Linked DNA regions of Homo sapiens: region 1 is linked to region 2. The links are chromatin contacts, found by POLR2A ChIA-PET in ENCODE. All regions are on one chromosome and are shown on one strand. Each heading gives the region's core, a stretch centred on a gene start or an enhancer-like site at or near the end of the contact. The rest is flanking DNA. Distances are from core to core; before and after follow the strand shown.

The links. ChIA-PET counts read pairs that join two places held with the same protein, here RNA polymerase II (POLR2A).
Region 1: POLR2A ChIA-PET joins it to region 2 with 11 read pairs in CD8-positive, alpha-beta memory T cell. The contact joins the promoter of TRA2B here to the promoter of SEC62 in region 2. POLR2A ChIA-PET finds 5 or more read pairs at or near these places in 2 of 52 experiments (CD8-positive, alpha-beta memory T cell and activated CD4-positive, alpha-beta T cell).

The regions. Positions count from the first base shown.
Region 1 is chr3:185,936,716-185,939,524 of GRCh38, forward strand. It overlaps TRA2B (transformer 2 beta homolog), which reads right to left and starts at 1,299. Exons shown (of 9, transcript NM_004593.3): 1 at 1,110-1,299. The coding sequence starts at 1,145. RefSeq lists enhancers at 521-730, 633-1,360, 771-1,230.
Region 2 is chr3:169,965,167-169,968,068 of GRCh38, forward strand. SEC62 (SEC62 preprotein translocation factor) reads left to right here and starts at 1,641. Exons shown (of 8, transcript NM_003262.4): 1 at 1,641-1,692. The coding sequence starts at 1,657. It also overlaps the pseudogene FHL1P1. RefSeq lists an enhancer at 1,320-1,759.

The DNA of each region.
Region 1 (2,809 bases), core at 49-2,548, about 16 Mb after region 2:
TCAAAAATCAATTTCTATGGTGCTTTTCTATCACCCTTCTAACAGATTCCTCTTAATTCTAGCAAGCCTCGTATGTTCGCATCATTCAATGCTTTCCGAATCCAATACCCAGAGCCCCACAGACCAGCTACGTATGCTGTTTAAACCCTAGAACTGTCTTGTTCCCGCAATTCAATCAACCCTCACTGAACACCTTTAAGAGGTGGAAACTTAAGGGAAAGAAAACTGTAGCCAACACACGCTGTGGTTCTAAGTATTAGAACGCCTCAAAACAAAGGAAATAACGGCGCCGTAAATGGTTGCCCGCCAATTTCTCCTTCACAATCCCGTGGAAATGCGATGTCCACAAAATCATCTTAACGACTTTGTGGTCTGTCCTAATAGAATACTGATACAGATTTTTGCCTGGGAAGCCCTTTCGGCATCAGAGAAAAGCGCTTCATTTAGGCCAAACACAAAGCCCTCACGCAATCCCCTCCACCTAACGGGCCCAGAACTTAGTCGGCCTTGGATTAGTTTCCATCTTAAGAGGCCCCAAAGACATCCCAGACTCCGTCCTTTCCGTGGAGGCAAAGACGGTCCTTCGTTAACCTAAACACCGGCCCAAAGACCCAAAAGAACGTCGTCTGTCCCCTTGCACCCCACCACGCGGCCTTACGAAGCGCGGCCCGCTGCGGGTCGGGTCCGCGTTGCCGCGCGGCTTCTCCGCCATTTTGTGCCTCTGGCAGCTCGCCCAGCCCGCCAGCCCAAGATGGCTGCGGCGGACCTTCGCAGGAGAGCAACGCCGAAATAAGATATCGCTCCCCTCCCCCAACACCGCGGGGACGCAGCGGCCATTTTCATCTTCCCCCTCTTATAACGGGAAAAACGGCCGTCTCGGGCAGAAGCCACATAAACCCGCCGGGGGCCTCCCTCCTTCACGACCAAAGGCACTAAGGCACTATCCACAAAGGCTTTTTTTGGTTAAATGCTGTCTCCCTTGCCTGCCCTCCCGGCTTCAGACTTCGGAGCCTAAAACGCCCCTGCCTCCTGGCCCGAGGCCGACGGGCCTAGAAAAAGATGCAAGGAGCTAGGACCACACAGCCACCCCCTACCGCAGCTCTACGTACCCGCTCGCCGTAGTTCTGCTCGCCGCTGTCGCTCATGACTCCTGGCTGCTGTCGCCGGTCGATGTGCTTCAATCGAAGCTGCCAACCTCTTGCACCTTCCTTAAGGAGGCTCCGCCGCAGCCCCGCACGACGCGCCGGTCGCCCAGCCGCTCAGAGCCGAAATGCTCCGCACCGCCTCCGCACGGGCTCTAACTCTACCGGATGTGACGCGGCGCTCCTTAGCCAGGCTCCTCCCCTCCCAGAAACGCGCGCTTTCTTGGCCTCGCCCCTCCTCGCTCTGCCTTTCCTCTCCAGCTGCAGCGCGTCCCGCACAGGAAGTGACGTGACCCCGCCCCTCGCAGGGCCCCACCCCCATTCACGAGCCTCTATGAGGCGGGAAAGCTAGCGTGTCGTTTGGCTGCTGTAGTGGGCGCCACGGAGCCACAGTGATGTCACCAGCCACTTCTGAATCCCTTCTAGAACTTTCCAGGGAACCTGCCGAGTGTGCAGGGAGGAAGGAGATGCTGTTTCCCCCAATCTCAATTCCTTTCTCCGCCTTATTAGTTTCTTGTTTTGTGTCTTTCCTTTGTTAGAGAAGTGAATGTTCGTACATTGGGTTCTTACTTAATTTTGTCTTACTTGTAGATATTTCCTTCCTGAATACGTCTTCATTTAAAAAAGGTCAGATCGGGCTGGGCGCGCTGGCTCACGCTGTAATCCTAGCACTTTGGGAGGCCGAGACGGGTGGATCACGAGGTCAGGAGATCGAAACCATTCTGGCTAACCCAGTGAAACTCCGTCTCTACTAAAAATACAAAAAAATTAGCCAGGCGCGGTGGCGGGCGCCTGTAGTCCCAGCTACTTGGGAGGCTGAGGCAGGAGAATGGCGTGAACCCAGGAGGCGGAGCTTGCAGTGAGCCGAGATCGCGCCACTGCACTCCAGCCTGGGCAATAGAGCGAGATTCCGTCTCAAAAAAAAAAAAAAAAAAAAAAAAAGGTCAGATCGGCTGGGTGCGGTGGCTCACGCCTGTAATCCCAGCACTTTGAGAGGCCGAGGCAGGCGGATCACATGGTCAGGAGTTCGAGACCAGCCTGGCCAACATGGTGAAACCCAGTCTTTACTAAAAATACAAAAAAATTAGCCGGGAGTGGTGATGCATGCCTGTAATCCCAGCCACTCGGGAGGCTGAGGCAGGAGAATCGCTTGAACCCGGGAGGCGGAGGTTGCAGTGAGCCGAGATCGGACCGCTGCACTCCAGCCTGGGCGACAGAGCGAGACTCTGTCTAAAAAATAAATAAATAAAAATAAAAAAGGTCGGACCTTAATACACAGGAATCAGACACAATCTCTATTCTAAAGTTACAAAGTAATGTGCTAGAACCGTTAAACACAATTAGAAAAAATGATTGTAAGTGCCAGAGGCATGTATAACTACAGGGGTGTCACAAGGAGGGAAGATTAATTCTGCCATTTCGTAAGAGAATATAGTTGGATTATAGTGAGAAGAGCCCAAGACCAAGTCGGATACTTTCTTTCTTCTTTTTTTTGAGACGGAGTCTTGCTTTGTCGCTCAGACTGGAGTGCAACGGCGCGATCTCGGCTCACTGCAACGTCTGCCTCCCGGGTTCAAGTGATTCTCCGCCTCAGCCTCCGTAGCAGCTGGAATTACAGGCGCCTGCCAACACGCCAGGCTAATTTTTTGTATTTTTTATAGAGACGG
Region 2 (2,902 bases), core at 391-2,890:
TATGTTTTGGGTTAATTGGCAAGAATAATTACTTCTTTCTCACCCCATCCCTGACTATACACACACCCAAATTATAGATTATAGAGGAGAAAGGAATTAAATGACTCCTGAGACCAGAACTGCATAGTCCAAAAAAAAAAAAAAAATTCAGCAATCTTACTTTATTAAAAAATTAGGCATCAAGATGCTGCAATTTGCCTTACTTACATATTTAATTGCTCTTAGGTTAGATATATAATATGGGAAACCTGGAAAAAAATTTTAATGGTATAATAAACGCTTACAACCTAACATTAAGTGAAAAAAGCAGCTGCCTTATTGCATATGATCTCAATTTGGGAAACAGGAAAAAATATAAATACAAACACACATGCACACACACACACAAAGTCAGAATACTATAAGAAAATAAACTGAACGGTCACAGTGGCTCACGCCTGTAGTTCCAGTTACTCAGGAGACAGAGACAGGTGGATCGTTTTGAGCCCAGGAGTTCAAGACCCGCCCGGGCAACATAAGGAAACTCCATCTCCACACAAAAAAAGTAAAAATTAGCCAGGTGTGGTGGCTCATGCCTGTAGTTCCAGCTACTCAGGAGGCTGAGGAGGGAGATCAGTTGAGACGAGGAGTTCGGTGATGCAGTGAGCCGAGACTGCGCCACTGCACTCCAGCTTGGGCAATATAGAGCGAAACTCAGCATCAAAAAAAAAAGAACATCTTTCTATTCTGAATTTTCCCAATTTTCTACAATTAAAAACGCTTTAAAGATCTCTATAAAGTCAGTCAAGGGAATTTCTATCTAAGCACTTACCAGCAATTTGAGCTCCTTCTCTTTTGGTCTAGGTGGCTCTAAAATAACAATAAAGGCTACAGTGATTGAAATTCACCAGACTTGAAATAGACTGCAGCCTTCTTCCTTCCCACCTTCTTAGAATCTTTGTCCTATTCATCTTCCTTACGCTTCCCCGGGTTCTCTTACTTCTGGATTCTAACAGTGAGTTGTGAGAAGCAACGCGGAAAACGGAATGGAGACTCCAGCTTGTTTTAAACGAGCTGTATTACCCCGCACAGTGCAGGAGAAAAGATAATTGGCTCAGGTCTCGGCTCTGCCATCTACCACCTGTGGAGCCTTAGATAAGTCAGTTCTTATCTCTGTCACTCAACGGTCTCGGTCTTGTCATCTTTTACATGGAATGTCATGAAATATACAGTACATTGCAGGAACTGCCTCAGGTAAAGACTTCTAGGGTTCAGTAGGTCTCAGTCGATCCCTCTGAGAAAGGCCGCACCCTAAATGCACAGACTCTGACTCTAAGGGGATGGGGTCGGGGAATCTGCATTTTAGTAGCTTCTCAGGTGATTCAGATGCTCAGTCAGGATTGAGAAACCAGGACTCTTCCCAGCCCTCCTGTTCTCTGATCCACTTCTCTGCTTCCTCCACGTCCTAACGATTCTCCAGTTCCCGCACAGCAGGAGCGGAGGGAAGAGGGGAGAGAAGGCACCGCTAAGGACCGCTGGCCCCGCCAGGCGGCCGACCTCCCCATTCCAGGGGCGCCAGCCGGCGGATTACATAACGGGCCTCGGGGCGCGTTCTCGCGAGGTTTCCACCGCCCCCTCCTCGCTCCACGTCAGAGGGAACCGGGCGGAGCGGCCAACATGGCGGAACGCAGGAGACACAAGAAGCGGATCCAGGTAGCAAAGCCGAGCTCTGGGCAGGGGGCTTCGGCGCGCTGGATAGTGGAAGGGGCGGGGAAAGCCCCCTAAAAGGGCGAGCGAAAGCAAGGGCGAGGTGGGGTGGGGTGGGGTGGGGTTCCGCCGCGAGGCAGCTGGCTGCAGGCTGCGCGTTGTGAGGGGCCTGAGGGGGGGCGGTGTTGGCGACGGCGGAGACAGAGACGGAGGTGGTGGTGGAGCAGCAGGGGAAGGAAGGAGGCGCCGCGCTCAGAATCCGGCTGCGGAGGCGCGGCTGTGGGCCTGGAGTTCCTGTGGTCGCGCTGTCCCGGGCCTGAGCTGGAAGGTCAGCCTCCCCTGGGGCGCAGACGCTGACCCTTCCCGGGGCTCCTCCCCTCCCTTCACCCCATCCTCTGGCCTTAGCTGGCCTGAAATTAAGGCCACGGTAATAGGGGTAGCAGGAGGCGGCGGACTGACCTAAAGCAGCTGGTTCTTTGTGCGCATAGACCGTAAGGGGGAATGATCTGGACTTGGTCAGCTGCCTCGGGGCCTAGGCAGGGATCTGCTCATCCAGATGTTCAGTTGCGTTGCCCTTCTTTCCCTTCAATATTATTAACTTAATAGTCCACTTGAAGCTTGCCGGCTTTTTTCCGGGCGACGTGGTGTAAACAACCACAACCTCGTTGGTGCTGCAACGAGCTGGTGGAGCCCAGAAACCTTTCACATGCCAGTGTGTCATCCTCGTAGTAACGTACATAACATCTCCCCCTAATTCCACATGCGTGTCATTTGTGCATTTCTTCCTTGCGATTTTCCCTGGTTCTTGTTCTTTGCCAAGAGGATTAATTATGTAGAACATCTTGGACTCAGGATATTTATTAGTCGTCTCATCAGCTGATGTGCTGAGAAACCTTCATAAGCCCTCAAATTGATCACATGTAGTAAATTGTTACTATAATCATAAATTGTTACATTCATCATTGCCTTTCTGTTCCTTACTATTTCATTGCTTAGAATGATTTTTTCTTTCTTCCATTTTATCCCTTCTTTTTTTTTTTAAGTTTATCGATTTATTGGCGTACAATACAGATGTTTTGAGCTATGCAAGTTAAAATTCTTCTGTAAACTTTTTAAGTGCTGTGAAAAAGACACACATGATCAGTAAATTTGGAATTTTGGAATTTGGCAGAAATAAAGTAGTTCCGAACAGGGTGCAGAAGGGAATTAGAAAGAG